2 separate regions of the Homo sapiens genome follow, and region 1 is linked to region 2. Evidence: chromatin contacts called from ENCODE Hi-C data. All regions are on one chromosome and are shown on one strand. Each heading gives the region's core, a stretch centred on a gene start or an enhancer-like site at or near the end of the contact. The rest is flanking DNA. Distances are from core to core; before and after follow the strand shown. Region 1 holds the start of SETD6 (SET domain containing 6, protein lysine methyltransferase). Region 2 holds the start of USB1 (U6 snRNA biogenesis phosphodiesterase 1).

What was found. A loop is a pair of places that touch in the nucleus more often than their neighbours do. Pooled maps may share reads with other maps.
Region 1: a loop to region 2 is called in a map of CD8-positive, alpha-beta T cell, with 5 times the contacts of the local background. The contact joins the promoter of SETD6 here to the promoter of USB1 in region 2. A Hi-C loop is called at or near these places in 2 of 168 maps with a recorded cell type or tissue (CD8-positive, alpha-beta T cell and ascending aorta) and 9 of 50 pooled maps.

The regions. Positions count from the first base shown.
Region 1 is chr16:58,513,871-58,517,581 of GRCh38, reverse strand. It overlaps SETD6 (SET domain containing 6, protein lysine methyltransferase), which reads right to left and starts at 2,065. Exons shown (of 8, transcript NM_001160305.4): 1 at 2,018-2,065; 2 at 1,485-1,791; 3 at 1,239-1,380; 4 at 910-1,104; 5 at 654-774. The coding sequence starts at 2,044. It also overlaps a transcript of NDRG4 not described here. RefSeq lists enhancers at 192-361, 1,011-1,180, 2,221-2,390 and a silencer at 1,441-2,100.
Region 2 is chr16:57,999,280-58,003,005 of GRCh38, reverse strand. It overlaps USB1 (U6 snRNA biogenesis phosphodiesterase 1), which reads right to left and starts at 1,599. Exons shown (of 7, transcript NM_024598.4): 1 at 1,425-1,599; 2 at 361-527. The coding sequence starts at 1,522. ZNF319 (zinc finger protein 319) reads left to right here and starts at 2,334. Exons shown (of 2, transcript NM_020807.3): 1 at 2,334-3,513. RefSeq lists enhancers at 1,361-1,460, 1,487-1,781, 1,954-2,123, 2,981-3,250 and silencers at 1,541-1,790, 2,081-2,680, 2,731-2,860.

The sequences.
Region 1 (3,711 bases), core at 816-3,315, 510 kb before region 2:
GAATTGCTTGAACCCAGGAGGCGGCAGTTGCAGTGAGCCGAGATCACGCCACTGCACTCCAGCCTGGGCGACACAGTGAGACTCCGCCTCGGGGGGGAAAAAATGGAACTTTCGCAGATCAAAGTGGGAAAGGAAAATGGAGGCAAGGATTAAGAAATAACCATACTTACTAATTTCTGATCCTATAAATGTGCCATCTTTTCAGGCTACTTTTTATATAGAATAGAGCTGGTATAAACACAGCTTTATATCAGTTCTAGGATCGTCTTAGACCTTTGGCCTGTGAATGTCCTCATCCCTCCAAAACACGGAGACTATCACTGTTCCAGGCTGCTATCCACAGAGCCACACACAGTCTGGGCTCACTGATGTGATCAGCCAGAAAGGAATGAAACATGGCTATGCAGACCACTCAATGTCTAGCACTAAATAAATGATGGTAGTATAGTTTATCAGAGGATTAACCACAACTTACTTTGAGGACTTTAAAATGTTTCGCATTCAAATGATTCTACAGTAATATGCATACTAAAAGGACATACAGGAGGAGCTGATTTCACCTACTCATTTTGTAGCACTAGTAAGAGAATGGAGCCTAAGACACAATGGCTTGAATCATGCTCAATCAGTGCACCAAGAGAAACTCCACTCACCGCAGAGTATTCTAGATTGGCGTTGTGATTGGCTAAGTGGTTTAGTATGTCTGCAGCAGGCACCATCACGGGGGAGTTGGGCTCCTTTTCATCCTCTTCTTCCTCCAGTGGTTCCTGAAAGCTGCCATTGACAGAACCTGGCTAAGGCCCTGTCTTGGGTGAGGGACTGGGGGTGGATTTCACTGTTTTTCCACTTTTGTCCCTCTATAGAGTTGTAAAGAAAAGGGTTCCGTCCTCAGAGGCCCCACCCACTGACCTATAGGCCATCACAAGGGCCACCAGCTGGTGGTAGAGTTCTAGGGAGCGAACCCTGAGGCTGAAGAGATCGGGGTGGGCTTCCATGAAGGGCAGCACGATGGACTGGTACTCGCTGCGGATGTTGGCCAAATCCTTCTCCACGGCCTCAGGTACGCCTGTGCCCTGGAGCAGGCACCGGCGCTCCTCCTCTGGCCTGCAGGGACACCCACACCCAGGTTCCCTTCATTCCTTCACACACTTTACTGGGTAGGACTGGTGCAGGGGCGGGGAAACTTCTTGCAGCAGGCTACGGTGCAGGCGCTCCCCAACCCCTCCCAAGGCTCTCACCAGAACATCGGGTGCTCCAAGCGGCCCAGCTCGGGCCAGAGCGCAAAGTAGGGCCTCCAGCGTGAGGCCGGGGCCTGCAGCTCGTGGAGCAGCGCCAGCAGCAGTGGCACCCAGCCCGACTGGCTCTGCAGCGCAACTCGCTCTGAGGAAGACACAGGTGTGAGCGCCCCGGCGCGGCCTCGCGGGCCGGGCCCGCCCCGCCCCGCCCCGCCCCGCCCCAGGGCCCTAGCCCGCCGCCGTGCCCACCTCGCTCCAGCAGGCCGCCGATGGAGCAGGTGTGCTGCGACAGGAGCGCGGCCCGCGGCACCACGAACAACAGCTCTCCGGCCTGCACGCTCTCCCGGGCCACCATGCCGTAGCCGGCCACCGTGCCCTGCCGGCTGACCGCCACCTGAGCAGGAGGGCTGGTCAGGGCAGCCCGCGCCCCGCCGCGGGTCCTCCGCCCGCCGGCTCGCTCGCTCACCTTGGGACTCAGCTCCAGCCCCACCCGCCGGCACCAGCTCAGGAAGCAGGCCACAGGATCCAGGTCGCCGCCGTCCACGGGCCCCGCCACCTGAGATAAGTGCGCGCAGTGACCAGGTCCGACCCCCAGAGAGGCCGCTGGGAACTGCAGGAGACCGCGGCGCGAGCGCAGAACGGGCTTTGGGTGGAGGAGGGGACGAGCGGAGAGGGGCGCGGGACCCGCGGGAGGGAGCGGAGGGGGCGCAGGCGGACGGTTCTGCGAACGGAGAAGGGGTGAGGCGCGGAGGAAAAGGCTGGACCCCGCGCCCGCCACTCACCCGTGGACGCTTCGCCTGGGTCGCCATGGTCTAAGAGCGCGTTTCCTCGCGGGCCGGCGCACCGCGCGGTCACTTCCGGCGTCTCTGGCCCCGCCCCGGCGCCGGAACCACGTGGTGCCTGTTTTGTCGTCCACGCTGCAGACTGGCCGGAGTTACCGCGGGCTGGAATCGTTCCTCATGAAAACATCTTGAGTCCAGGATCTCCAATTGCACTCACGCGCTGCGAGTGCAGAAGGAGAGTCCCGTGCCGCTTGGCGCCTGGTTCTGAGCCAGGTACAGCCCTGGCCTTCGGTCTGTCCCCGAGGGCTGAGGCTTCTTGCGGTCTGGGTGCAAGAACAAAATACGGTTTCTGGATCGGAAGCCGAGGGTCTGGTGGCCGGCCGGTGGTGAGCGACGCAACTGGGCGGCGAGCGACCTCCTGATCTCGACCCCTTGTTGCCGATGGCCATGGAACCCTTTTACTGGTGGTATTCGTTCAGAGCAGTTTTCGTGTGTGTTTCAGAGTGGCGTGGCCTAGAGGGCTCCTGGATCTAGAATAGATCCTCTCTGCCCTTATTTGCCAGTACATCCTCGTTTTTAATCTGCTGCATAGCACGTGGTGGGTTTTATTAGCTGACATAGTAGGGACTCAATATCTACCTATTGGGTAAATAAATGAATAAAACAAATGGTGGTTAAACCTGGGGAAGTAGCATGCTGTTAAATGTAAGAAAATGAGGCTGTGAATATAGAGGTTACAGGAATGGGTTTTGAAGCCAAGCAACGCCGCAGCTCAACACTCAGTTTTTTTTTTTTTTCCTTTTTTTTTTTTTTTTTTTTGGCGCGTTGGGGAGACGGGAGTCTCGCCCAGGCTGGAGTGCAGTGGTGCGATCTCGGCTCACTGCAACCTCCACCTCCCGGGTTCAAGCAATTCCCCTGCCTCAGCCTCCCAAGTAGCTGGGACTACAGGCGTACGCTGCCATGCCCAGCTAATTTTTTGTGTTTATTTTTAGTAGAGTCGGGGTTTCACCGCGTTGCCCAGGCTGGTCTCGAACTCCTGAGCTCAGGCAATCCCCCCGCCTCGGCCTCCCAGAGTGCTAGGATTACAGGCGTGAGCCACCGCGCGCGGCCTGGTCTGTTACTCAGGCAAATCCTTTTTCCTGAACCTTAGTCTCCTCACCTGCGAAACTAAGATAATACCTACTCTGTAGAATTAATGTAAGGATTGGTATGTTGACTAAAGAAAAAATATTAAGCTTTTAAATAATTAAAATTAGTTTTATTTAGAAGCCTTATTGAGGACTATAGACTGAGGCCTGTAGCCCAGGAGTAATCTTGTGAGGCTCCTCTAACACGGTATTTTAGTTTAGGTTATACATAGGTGAAGATTTAGTATGTGTAAAATCATATCAAAGTTTAGGGATAAGTATATCTGGTTATAGATTGCAGAGTATAATCATTAACCCTGTCAGACATGATCGTATGTTTAGGAGAAGGCAAAGAGTAGGTCATTTATCTTTGAAGGAATGTAGTGACTCAGGCAAGAGATTTGGAGGGCAGGGGTGTTTTGTTTTGTCTTTAAGGCATTTTTTTCTGGAGAGCTGTATTTTGTTTTTTTGTTTTATTTTGAGGCAGAGTCTTGCTCTGTCATCCAGGCTGGAGTGCAGTGGCACGATCTCCACTCACTACCACCTCTGCCTCCTAGGTTCAAGCGA
Region 2 (3,726 bases), core at 350-2,849:
TCAGAGCTAGGGTGGGATTTGAACCTTGCACACCCAGCGTACCCAGGGCCCTCTCAGAAATAAAGTGCCTGGCATGACCTTGACACCCTGCTCCAGATTCTCCTTTGGTCACCTCCTCGTGAACAGGGAGAATATTATACCCAGAGGTAATACACATTTTAGGCTACGAATTCAAAACCAAGATGACAGAAAAATCCCCAGTTCTTGAAACCTGCTCTTTCTCTGCTAAGTCAATGACTTTCCCACCACCAGTGTTAGAGGTTTCTGGTTTCTTCCTTCTAGTTGGGGCCAGATTCTGCCCTTCATGAGGCACCTACGGGTCTATGGGTCTTGGCAACTTGCCTTTCACACATCACTCACATGGTACATAGACGTGGGTGGCCCAGTTGCCTCGCTCGTGGGGGAAGGTGCGCACCCGTCCCCCGTGTTTTGTGCTGTCATCTTCAGGCCCCTCCTCGGTGCCCGGGAACATGTTCAGCACACTGTCAGGTACTGGAAATCTCTGCCTGGGAAGGGGGCTCTGGCCACTGCAAAAGAAAAAAAGAAAAATGAGTACATTTATCCTGTTAGCATTCTCTACCTTTGTATATACCACAAAAGTTGTAACCCCTTATATATGGTGGCTCTGAGTGTGTGTTTCCAGCCTGGTGCTGGAAGCAGCTTCTAGATAGCGAAATTGTTTCTCCAGTATTGTCTCATTGGGGTCTCCAACTCTGGGGCACAAGGTCCCCATGGGAAACAACAGGGCATGCAACAATGTGGTTCAGGGGTCACATTTCCAAGCTGGACAGGCTGCAGCTGGAGTAGCACTTTCTAGCTCTATGACCTTGGGCAAGTCATGTCCCCTTTCTGGGCCTCAAATGCCTCATCTGAAAGTATATGTCTACCTGATAGAGCAATTGTGGGATCAACTGAGCTACTGCTTGTAAAGCACTCAGCAAAGATAAGGCCTAGCATTTAAGAATCTAAGCCCCAGGAAGTAAGGCCGACGGTTTTGTTCACCACTGAATTACCAGACCCCAGCCTGGCAGGGAGTGGGTGCTCAGTGAATATTTACTGGATGAATGAAAAGGCTCTCCCTACGCTTTAGCAAGTATTACTATCGCAATTGTATTCAAATCAGGAAACGGACCTAGGATGGTACAGGGATGTGTGCCAGGCGATAGAGTGGGCCAGCGCGAGGCTGGACCCGAACCCAGGTCTGGCCTCCCAACTTGGCCCTAGCCAGGTGGGGCCACTCTGGAGCTTTGTCTGGGGTGGGGGGGAGGGGTATATCTTCTGGATCCTCCTTTCTTCCTGCGTCCCCTTTTCCTTCCCAGAGCCGCCCCGCATCCTCCCTCCCCACTCCACCCCCAGACATTCGGGTCCCGTCTGGCTCTAGGGTGAATGCGCGCGCCCTCCGGAGAGACTTCCTCACTCCTCACCGACGGTGGCTCCCATCCCCCGGCCTGGTCCGCATCCCGTCCTCGGACTCATCCTCGGAGCCGCTGCTGCTGTAGCCCACCAGGGGCGCCGCGCTCATGGGGCCTCATCCAAGACCACCAGAGCAGGTCCACCAGCAACCTCAACCGGCACCCGGAGTTCCGCTGTGCCGGAAGCGCCCTCCCAGGGGCGGGGCCTGGGCTGGCACCGCCTCGGGGCGGAGCCGGGAGGGGCGGAACCCGGCAGGACAGTGGTGAAGATTCAGCCCACCGACTCCAAGCTGTCTGCCGGCTGCGCACGCGGATCTGGTCACCTGCAGCCTCCCGGCACCCCGCTGGGACCTCCCCAGCCTTCGTGTACCCATTTCATATATCGCTCAGGGCCCTCACCTTTCTGCCCGCTGCTGTCTGCAGCCACCCGGGACCAGACATACCAGACACGACAGTCCCGGGTCAGCGCACTAGACCCAGCGGAGACCCCTGCCTGCCCCGAGCCCGGCCAGGATCAGAGGTCCTGGAGCCCCCTCCTCAAACCAGCCCAAAGTCCAAGCCCCTAAAAGCCAAGCTGAGCAGTTAGGGGCGGATCAATTGTGGCAGACCAGAGCCTCTAGGAGGCCCCTCCTCTCCTGCGCAGAGCCGGGCCGAGGGCGGTCACCCGGAGCCCCCTCCCCTAAGCCCGAGCGGGGTGGCCGGAAGCAGAGCGCCCTTCCTCGGTTAGTCGAGGCGCCCAGGCCTGGCGACTCGAAAACCGCCCGGAGCACCCGGCTTGTCCGACCTGGCCCGGCCACGGGGTCCCCGGCAGGGGGCGGCCTCGCTCCGCGCCGCCCGCTCCTCCCGCATTGGCCGCCGCCGCCCGGGATGCCGCTCCTCCCCCGGCCCCGCCTCCCTGGCCCCCGCGCCGCCCGCCCGTCCGCCCGTCTCCGCAAGGCCATCGGTCCGTCCGCCCGCCCTCCCGGCGCTCCTCGCCCCGGCCCCGCTACTCCGGCAGCGCGCGTCGCTTCCTCCGTTCCGGCCGCCGCTAGCCCGTCCCCCGCCCCCGGTCCGGCCGCAGCCGCTACGCGAGGCCGGGGATTGGCAGCGCGCGTAGGCCGCGCCGCCGCGGATGGAGCCGGAATAAAGGGGCGGCCGAGAGAGCAGCTGGTCGCCGCTCGCCCCGCGCCTGCCCTGCAGGCGGCCTGGAGCAGGTGAGCGGCGGGGCGCCCGGGGCCGCATCTGGGGGCCACCCCCGCGCCCGCCGCACCCCTTCCTCTGCCGGCCCGGCCGCCCCCCCGCGCCCCTCCGCCGCGACCTAGCGGCCTCTTGAGCTTCTGGGCGGCCCAGGCCGGGCCTCGAGGCGCAGCCGCTTCCTGGGCCCGGCCTGTAGCCCTGGGGCCTTTCTCCAGCCCGGCCGCCCTCGGGGCTCGCCCTCGGGTCGCAGCGGCCGGGCCATCCCGGACGAGGGCTGACAGGACGCAGCCCAGCTGGGCCTGCAGGCAGGGCCGGCGGGAGGTGATCGGCTTTCATTCGGTTTCTCAGGGAGGAAGAAGAGACGGGGTGGGGCGCAGGTGGGGGGCCTCCCCTGCCTCTCCTTGCCTCCTCTCTCCCCTTTGCGGAGTGATCACAGAGGCTTCCTGGCTGCACCTTGCTGCAGGAGGGCCAGGGTGGGCAGGGGGTGCTGCAGACCAAGCCAGGGGACACTGTCTGACAGCCATTCATGCCAGAAAAAGCAAACAAAACAGTGGGTTGGCACAGCGGACCTACAGGCGCTCAGAGAAGCCCACCTTCCCCCTCTCTGTCCCGAGAAGGCTTAGAGTGGTACCTGCTTGCTCAAGCAACCTGCTGCCTCCACCCAGAGCAGCCGCTCCTCTCCTCCCTCCCTTCCGGAAGATGCTGAGGATGACAGCTTTTAGCCTGACTCTTACATTTCTTTGGCAGAGCAGTTAGAGGCCAGACTGTCCTGTGAAGGCTTCTCCTTCCTTCTTCCTCTGCTCAGGAGAAAACTTACAAACTTTTAAATGTAAGAGGCAGATGAGCTGGGAACCTGGAAGTGGGTTGCATCTGACTCTGAAAGTTCCTCCCTCTCGCTGGCATTACCTCATGCTGCCACAAAGTGGTGAGTTAGAGATTTGCCTGGGCTGGGTGGGCTTTACCTTCCAACAATTACCCAGAACTTTATAGGCTTGGAGTAAGGGAATGGAGTTGTCTCTAGAGAGGTGATGAGAAATGCTCTGTGGTTAGCATGCTGCATCCTGCATTGCCAAGGCAGACCAGGGCAGTTTCTTACATTTTCCTGCAGGCCTTGACACTATGAGATTCAGAGGATTTA